2 separate regions of the Homo sapiens genome follow, and region 2 is linked to region 1. A link is an interaction called in ENCODE POLR2A ChIA-PET data of the cell type or tissue named here. Cell type or tissue: A673. All regions are shown on one strand. Each heading gives the region's core, and the rest is flanking DNA. Links, peaks and the distances in the headings are about the cores only.

Region 1 (4,397 bases), core at 184-4,183:
TGGGGTTTGTGAGGAGTTGAGAGATCTTCCACTGAAACGTGCTATGAACAAACTAAATCATGGTTAATACCTTGTGGGTTGCCTCTGGATTGTGCAGTCTGATACGCACTTTGGTTACATTTATTTTGTTTACTCCTTGTAGTAGTTCCATAAAATTCAGAATGTTACCAATACTAAAGCTGAGGAAACAATCTCAGTAGAAAAGTAATGGGACCCGTGTTATAGACTGAATGTGAATCTCCCCAAAATTTATATGTTGAAATCATAACCCTCAATGTGATGGTGTAAGGAAGTGGGACTGTTGGAACCTTTGGGAGGTATTTAGATCATAGGGGTGGAGCCCTCATGAATGGGATTAGTGCTCTTATAAAACAGACCCCAGAGAGCTTTCTCACTTTCTTTTCTGCCACGTGAAGATACAGTGAGAAGATGGCAGTCCATATCCCAGAAGAGGGTCCTCAGCAGAATCTGACTGTGCTGGAACCCTGATCTTAGACTTCAGCCTCCAGAGCTCTGGGAAATAAATTTCTGTTATTTATAAGTGACTCAGTCTATGATATTTCGTTATAGCAACATGAACGGACTAAAACATCCCCTAATTTCTTGTGAGAGTGTGGCATACAGAGTAAATTCTTTGAGCAGCCATTCCTAGTATTGCTTTCCCTAAGCGCTCTCTGCTTTGCTTGGAATAAGAGGTAGGAGGGTTTGGAGAACACTCCCCTGGGTGTTATTCTAGTGCTTCACTGCTTTCCCTCTTAAAGGGCGGCCTAGCCTAGCTCCTGGCACATGTTTGCCAGTGATGTAGAAATTCTGTTTCTAAGGATTAAAGAGGTAGGGATGAAAATAATTAGGCAACTTGCAGCCTCTGCCACACTCATATTTCAAGATTCTTCTTTGATTTTTTTCATTTTAGTCACTTAATGATTCTTCCTTCTTGTTTTATTCTTCCTTGATCTCCAGGGACTGTAAAACAATCCAGAAACTTAGTAATATTATGAACAAGCATTTATCAGCTGGCCACAATGTGCTTATTAATGTTCAAATACTATGAGGAATGTCAGCTTTGCTCCCCAAACCTTGTTAGACTCAAACCCTCATGAGACTTGATACCATGACTACTAATGTCCTTTTATTCCCCAAATCGATTTCCCTTTCCTTTCTTACTGGGTTTTAGATGCAGATGACACAGTCCAGGGAAGATCGGAGGGCCTGTCTGAGTATGGAGAAGTACGAGCTGGTATTTTATATAGCCTATGACACTCCTACTTAATGACTTAGATGGGCTCATAATTTCACATTCACCATTGAAATATTTTTTCTGAAGTTAGAAAATGAACCATCGTTAGGGCTATTTGACAATATTTCTTTGGGATACTTTTCCTCATTCAGTTTGTTTATGAGTAATTTAAGATCCACTGTCATCATCTACATTTAGCTGTTGGTAATTTGTGCGGAGTTCACATTGAGTTATTGATTTTACCCCCTACAGTGTAAACATGAAAGACTATGAAATAATGATCTTGCTGGTGAAATGTTTGTATATTTTTTAATAATGAGGACTAAACATTTGGCTGTATGAGTCTTCCTGCCCATAGGAATAGAAATGTGGAAACCTGCAGGAGATACAAAAGGCATTTTTTTTAAAAAAGGGAAATAGAAAGACTCTTCATGTACAACTGTAGGGCCACAATAACTTCAAAAGAATTTATTTCATTGATGACTTAGTAGCCCATTTAATGCATAATCCATGTTAGTTCAAAGTAAACTAGTTTATGTGTTTTTCTTTTTCTTTAGCAATATAATTTTAATAAATTGATTTTGGGATGGGGGCGCAAACGAATTACTAGTGCTAGTGTTTTACTCTAGTGGCTGAGGTCTCCTAAATTAATGAGTTAAACAGGACAGGATATAGCATCAGAAGAGAGTTCCTGCTGTTTACCTACAATGGTTGCATCCTCACTAAAAAAATATGCACTGCCCTCTGCTACAAAGACACCCACCAGTTCTTTTGTCTTTGAGGACTGTTTCCCCTTGTGCTCTGCCAGTCTATCACAATAAAATGATTTCAGTGATGTGGTCTCATTGCAGGAAATGTTTAATGAGTCTCAGGAAAACTATAAATAAATCTTAGGTCATTGTTACACCGAAGAACATCTTCAGGCCTTAGATAATTAGGATGTCCCGCCTAGGTTTATTACGAGAAATCTTCATTCAAAGAGGTGCATGCTTGATACTTTATTTTAATTTATTTTATTCTGGGCTTTAAATTGTCCTGTCTCAGTGCGGAAAAGGAAGAAGTGTCAAGTCTCTTGGCGAGTAGGGAGGTTGTCATTTTTAACAATGTCCTTATAAGATGGAGGGGACATTCAGAGGTTGGTCATCTTGTCCATCTCCAGCCTGCAAATATTAATAGTACTCGAATCACCTTGAACAGATAAGTGAGAACAGAGCTTGTTGTTAAAGGTCCTTAAAGACCTTTATTTATATTAAGTTAATATATTTAATATAATATTTATATTAGTTCATTTAATATATTTATATTAATTTATTTAGTATAATTATGTTAATATATTATAATATTCATATTAATTTAATATAACATTTACATTAAAGCACATTTCAAAATTGTTTCCCCAAGTAACATTTTAGTTAACTTAAATGGAAAGAAACTGTTCCTATCCACTGACCTAATTCTTTATTTCTCATGGAAGCTCTATTTTTATTTGTAGCTTAGGTAATTGAAGAATGTTCTTGGTAGCTTGAAGTCTGTCTTCCTTGTATGCACTTGGATTTGATAGGAAGAGTGATCATATTGACCCATAATATGGAATATACTTTTTAAGGTCAAGTTATCTGGTCAGCCATTTATTTCCTAATAGAGTATTGCTTGATCCGTATTCTCTTGATTCTGATAATGTCTCTTTTTCTTTTTTTATAAAAGTACATTAAAAAAATAAATGCCATATTTTATTTTCCAACAAACGGAATGATAGCCTGATTAATTCTTATTTGGGCTGGAGTAATCATCTAACAGAACAATGTCCCTTAGGCAAAATCTTACTTAATTTTGGTGTAGTTTCATTACTTATCTCTTTCCCTTTTTTTGGTGTCAAACCTTACTGTCTGCAGTGGCTCTTCTGCTTGTCAGAAGTTAATTAAGTTGTAACTAAAAAAACCCCAAAAAACCCACAAAATAAAAGAAGTGGCTTAAAAATTCTATTTAGCAGGTTAGGCATAGCCAGTTGTGCTTGTGCTTATCCAAAGCAAGCCACCTAGCAAACACACATGCACCCTGATGGCTTCACACCGCAGAGGCTGCCGGTGCCTGTGGTCAGACCATCATCCACAAATTGCTTCACCAGGGGAGTGCTCTCAGCCCCTGACACAACCTCTCTCTTTCTCTGTGGGCCTGTGGGCCACCTCCAGGAAAAACCTGACTTCTAAACAATTTCCTGGTGAGCCAGCTGGGGAAGGAGAGGATTTCCGTAGCTGAACACTGAGCACGGCCATTCAAAACAGACAAAGCTAGCAAGCGTTGGAAATCTGAGGCAAAAGGGCAAGGGAGAAGTGTCAGGGTGGGGCTGGCTGAGGTCTGCAAATAGGCTGCAAGAGTTTTCAAGGTGTTTGTCAGGCTGCCATTCTTTTGACAGCTCTTCAAAATCTCAAACAGTAATAACTTGCTATTGGAATTCAGATTTCAGAACATAGGCCTCCTTGTCTATTGCTAGTTTATTTCCCTGATGAGATTCTCTTCCTGGGACAGTGGGTGTGGTGTAGGGTTTGCTCTTGGTAAGCTATACAAAATTGTTAATCATCAGGAGGAGATACTGTCTGTGGAGAAAATTAGGTAGAGATTAAAACAACCACCACCACCACCATCACCACCACCACCACCATCACCACCACCACCACCATCACCATCACCACCACCATCACCACCACCACCACCAACAACAACAACAACAACTTTGAACCTGAGCTCAGTGGCGCACACCTGTAGCCCCAGCTACTCAGGAGGCTGAGGTGGGAGGATTGCTTGAGTCCAGGAGTTTGAAATTGCAGTGAGCTGTGATTGTGCTACTGTACTCCAGCCTCGATGGCAGAGTGAGACCCTGTCTACACACACACCACACAGATACACACACACCCCGCACGAGACTTTGAAGGTGTAAGGTACTTTGGAGATTGCCCTCTTCTATAACTAACATATTAAAATGTACCCACCTTCCTGATGAAATATAATATATATATATCTACATAAGATTTTTTTTTTTTTTTGAGAGGGAGTCTCTGTCACCCAGGCTGGAGTGCAGTGGTGTGATCTTGGCCCACTGCCTGAGTAGCTGGGATTACAGGCGTGTACCAGCCACACCCAGCTAATTTTTGTATTTTTAGTA
Region 2 (4,397 bases), core at 157-4,156, 60 kb after region 1:
AGTGTTTCTTCCCTGCCTTTGCTGCTGTGATGGGCTAGTGAGGATGTTCTCCCGGTGGAATCTAGTTGTCAGCCGTTTATTATCTCCTCAAGTTTGAAGCGTGGAATGCTACTTTTATGACATGGCCATTTCATATGCTGATTCTCCCACCTCATCTGTCATAAAGATATTTGTTTTGGGACCAGTCAGCAGTATTTCTTGTTCATAATTGTCCTGCCAACATATAGCTCTCCTTTGGTGATACCATTTCCAAATCCCTGATGTTTTGGCTGAATTGTGACACATGGAGTCCTTCCTGACAGGGGATATGAGATGTTGTATATATACCATTTAGCCCACAGTGACATGCGCTAAGGGTCACTGATTTTGGCTACTACTGTGATGATGACAGCAGCCATCACTGCCAGCACTACTGTTACTACTGTTATCATTACTACTGTGTGGGTTTTTACAGGAATTTTCTTCCAAGGCTATTTTTTTTTTTCTTTCTTGAGACAGGGTCTTGCTCTGTCACCCAGGTTGGAGTGCAGTGGTGCAATCTCAGCTTAATGCAACTTCTACCTCTGAGGCTCAAGCAGTCCTCCTGCCTTAGCCTTCTGAGTAGCTGGGACTACAGGTGTGTGCCACCATACCCAGCTAATTTTTATATTTTTAGTAGAGACTGGGTTTCATCATGTTGCCCAGGCTGGTCTTGAACTCCTGCTTCGGCCTCCCAAAGTGCTGGGATTACAGGCGTGAGCCACTGAGCCCAACTTTTTAATCACACAGATTCTAGTAGCTGATGCCATGTGTCTGTTAGGGATGACAAGGGCAGGAACTACAAGGGGAGAGGAGAGACTGTAATAGGTAATTAGAGAATGGGCTTCAGAGTTCATCAGACAGACCCAGTTCAGCCCACTTATCAGCTGTGTGACTTGAGACAAATTTGTGATTCTTTCTAAGGTTGGTTTCCTAGTCTGTAAAGTGGGAATAATAATAATAACCATCATGAAATGATAATGCTACCATTTTGCTCCTTTCTATGTACCAGGTATTGTACCTAGACTATCAACTTCAAACCTTATAACTCTAAATTGAGTTGTAGAACTCATGATTATTCCCAGTTTACAGATGATTCTGAGCACAGAGAGGTTAAGAACTTTGCCTGAGAACACACAGCCAGCACATAGTAGAGCTGGGATTATGTCACAGGTGGTCAGGTTGCCCAAGGTTGTTATAATATGTGAAGCTTTAAGCATGATGTCTCCTAGGTAACATTTATTCCAAGTGTAATAACATGATCATAAGGTAGGCTTTAATTGTTAAAGAGACCTGTTTCTTCCCTTAATCGCCTGACTTCTCTCTGCTTGGAACCTTTACTCCCATATTCAGATTCTGCCTACTGTGGTGGATTGGGGCCAGGTCTTCCACTGTCCTTAGCAATGCAAAATGATTGCCGAAAACAGGGGGCTTAATGGTGGACCCTGGGACTCCCAGCGAACTTAAATGCTTCTCTTTGCTCTCCGCTTCCACCTTAATGTCTAGCTTTGTATCAACAAGTTGAGAAATTTTCGGCCGAGTCTGGTGCATTGATGAGCTGAGTCACTCCCAATTAGGCTGTGGGCCTGCCTGGTGGGGATACTCTTGTTTACCAATGAGCACAAGTCTTTTTGGTGGTTGTTTTTCAAACGTGGATTGATGGTATGGAAGCCATTCTAAAGTGAGGCTTGTATTGACTTTGATCACTGCAACCCCCAGCAGGAGCTCAGGCAGCAGGGGCAGGTGAAAGGAAGTCAGGCGGGCTGAATGATGTGGAGGAAGGCCTTGGAGAAGGAAACTGCCCACTGCAGAAAACCATACTCACCTCTGCTCTTTCCCCTACCTATACCTGTTTCGTAGATAAATTGGAGGCAGCTTCTGGTTGGAGATGGTCGTTAAATCAGTCCAGGCAGCCTTCCTTTGAGCTGTGATCAGGAGCAGGGCCCTGGGCTATTTGTAACCAGCAGACAGCATTGAAGCAAAGTGTAATATTTAAACTGCCACAAACGAAATATGCATTCATGGTGGGAAACATATCCATTTTGTCACTGGTGTGCTTTATCTTTTACTTTTATTTCTTCCTTCTAATATTGGGGTATAATAAACACTTATTCGAGGATGGTAGAGAATAATAATTTATTTTTTCTTTATTTTGGCAAATAAAAAAATAAGTCTGCGTTCTTTTTTTTTTTTTTTTTTGAGACTGAGTCTCGCTCTGTTGTCCAGGCTGGAGTGCAATAGCGCAATCTTGGCTCACTGCAACCTCTGCTTCCCAGGTTCAAGCAATTCGCCTACTTCAGCCTCCCAAGTAGCTGGGATTACAGGCACCCACCACCATGCCTGGCTAATTTTTGTATTTCTGTCGAGACGAGGTTTCACCATATTGGCCAGGCTGGTCTTGAACACCTGATATCAGGTGATCTGCCCGCCTTGGCCTCCCAAAGTGATGGGATTACAGGCGTGAGCCACCGTGCCCGGCCAAGTCTGCATTCTTATATCCAACTTTTGACTTGAAGCCTGGAAACCGTGTTAGGTGAGGTTTTGCCAAAGCCCAGTGTGGTTTTGTGATGTCCGTGTTCCTGTGTTTTTTTTCCTTTTTTTTTTGAGACAGAACCTCACTCTGTCACGTAGGCTGGAGTGCAGTGGTGTGATGATGACTTACTGCAGTTTCCAACTCCTCGGCACAGGTGATCCTCCTGCCTAAGCCTCCTGAGAAGCTGGTGTCACAGGTGTGCGCCACTGTGCCTGACTAATTTTTTAAAACACTTTTTGTAGAGACAGTGTCTCACCATATTGCCCAGGCTGGTCTCAAAGTCCTGGGCTCAAGCAGTCCTCCTACCTTGACTTCCCAAAGTGCTGGAATTACAGACATGAGCCACATGCCTGGCCCCATGTTCCTGTTTTGTTATGGGGTGTTCTGTTCTCATAGATGATCAGGTTCTTTTCCAGTGATCAGAAAGCTTTTGAGTTTGTCTCTACAAAAATACAAAAATTAGCCAGGCATGATGGTGGGTGTCTGTAATCCCAGCCACTTGGGAGGCTTAGGCAGGAGAATTGCTTGAACCTGGGAATCAGTTAAACTAAAATACAGGTGACTGTTTTGGTAGGAAAATATTTTCCCACCTTCTTCTTACCTTACTGATTTCATGTCTGAGAGCTAAGACACTTTCTCCAAGTGTCTTAGAGGCATGCTGTCTTCTTCTGGATTCAAATTGAGGTCATCTCTGGGGAACCTCTCTACGTGGATACAAGTGGAGAAAAACACATTAAAATATCTGTGGGTGTTTGAGAGCTGCTCACATTTTCAGGGAGGCTGCCAACATTTATGTTTGTGCCCTAAGTATTGTATAAGTCCATGCCCTGAGATGTTACTCATCCCAGTTTCGTGTTTGTTGGTAAAGAGGGAGTTGTACCTTGTAGAGTTTCATTTCTTCTCTCCCATACATTGACTCATATTGGTGATTATGTCAAAAACTACTTAATTTGTATAAAGGCATCTCCAACAGCAGTTTATATAAATCCCATATGGGAAAAGGTCCCATAAGTTGGACCACAGAGTATGTTGATCACAGCCTGGAATTTGGACTCACACTTGCATTTGAGTCCCAGCTTAAACTTGGATAAGGTTTTTGTTTTGTGTTAATTTAATTTTTACTTAAAAATTAGAGCATAGGCCAGGCGCAGTGGCTCATGCCTGTAATCCCAGCACTTTGGGAGGCCGAGGCGGGCGGATCATGAGGTCAGGAGATTGAGACCATCCTGGCTAACATGGTGAAACCCCGTCTCTACTAAAAATACAAAAAATTAGCTGGGCGTGGTGGCAGGTGCCTGTAGTCCCAGCTAATCGGGAGGCTGAGGCAGGAGAATGGCATGAACCTGGGAAGCGGAGCTTGCAGTGAGCTGAGATTGGGCCACTGCACTCCATCCTGGGCGACAGAGCAAGACTCTGTCTCAAAAAAAAAAAAAAAAGCATGATACATGCAGATAATCTTAAGAAATTCAAAAGTACTTTAAGATTTATCACAAAAACATTAATCTTTAATATCACTGCTGCCCATTCTTCAGTGTGACATCACAGAGGGCACCACCTTTAACTCTGTAAGCTGTTCCTTCTGGCATTTCCCTCTATATTTAGAAATGATATGTTCATATTTATATTTATTGTGATTTCAATTTTAGGTATTATCTATTGTTATTTTCTGTTATCCCTGGTAAAGAAGTTGAGGATTTAATTTTGTTTTACTCCGTAAAACCCACACTTTTTTCCCGTCTACCTTATTCCTAACTACATAGTAGTATCAGTACATCAGCATTTCTCAGCTGAGCCACATAGGACACTATAATTATATTGCCTTTTTTGGGGGGGGTGGTGAGTGGGT

The links. ChIA-PET counts read pairs that join two places held together with the same protein. Peaks named below come from ENCODE experiments on the same cell type or tissue, not always from the same donor. Only the 100,000 strongest peaks of a DNase experiment are listed, where the experiment ranks them.
Region 2: POLR2A ChIA-PET joins it to region 1 with 5 read pairs; 3 of 35 experiments call an interaction of 5 or more read pairs at or near these places.

The regions. Positions count from the first base shown.
Region 1 is chr3:65,936,472-65,940,868 of GRCh38, reverse strand. The region is part of intron 1 of MAGI1 (membrane associated guanylate kinase, WW and PDZ domain containing 1); the gene reads left to right. The region is part of intron 1 of MAGI1-IT1 (MAGI1 intronic transcript 1); the gene reads left to right. Among named protein-coding and RNA genes, the nearest start is that of MAGI1-IT1, 16 kb to the left of the region's middle. In A673, for the core only: no CTCF peak of the experiment used is centred there; a DNase peak (open chromatin) is centred at 2,059; H3K27ac peaks cover 2,170 bases.
Region 2 is chr3:65,876,336-65,880,732 of GRCh38, reverse strand. All of the region lies in intron 1 of MAGI1 (membrane associated guanylate kinase, WW and PDZ domain containing 1), which reads left to right. The region is part of intron 2 of MAGI1-IT1 (MAGI1 intronic transcript 1); the gene reads left to right. Among named protein-coding and RNA genes, the nearest start is that of MAGI1-AS1, 15 kb to the left of the region's middle. In A673, for the core only: no CTCF peak of the experiment used is centred there; no DNase peak of the experiment used is centred there.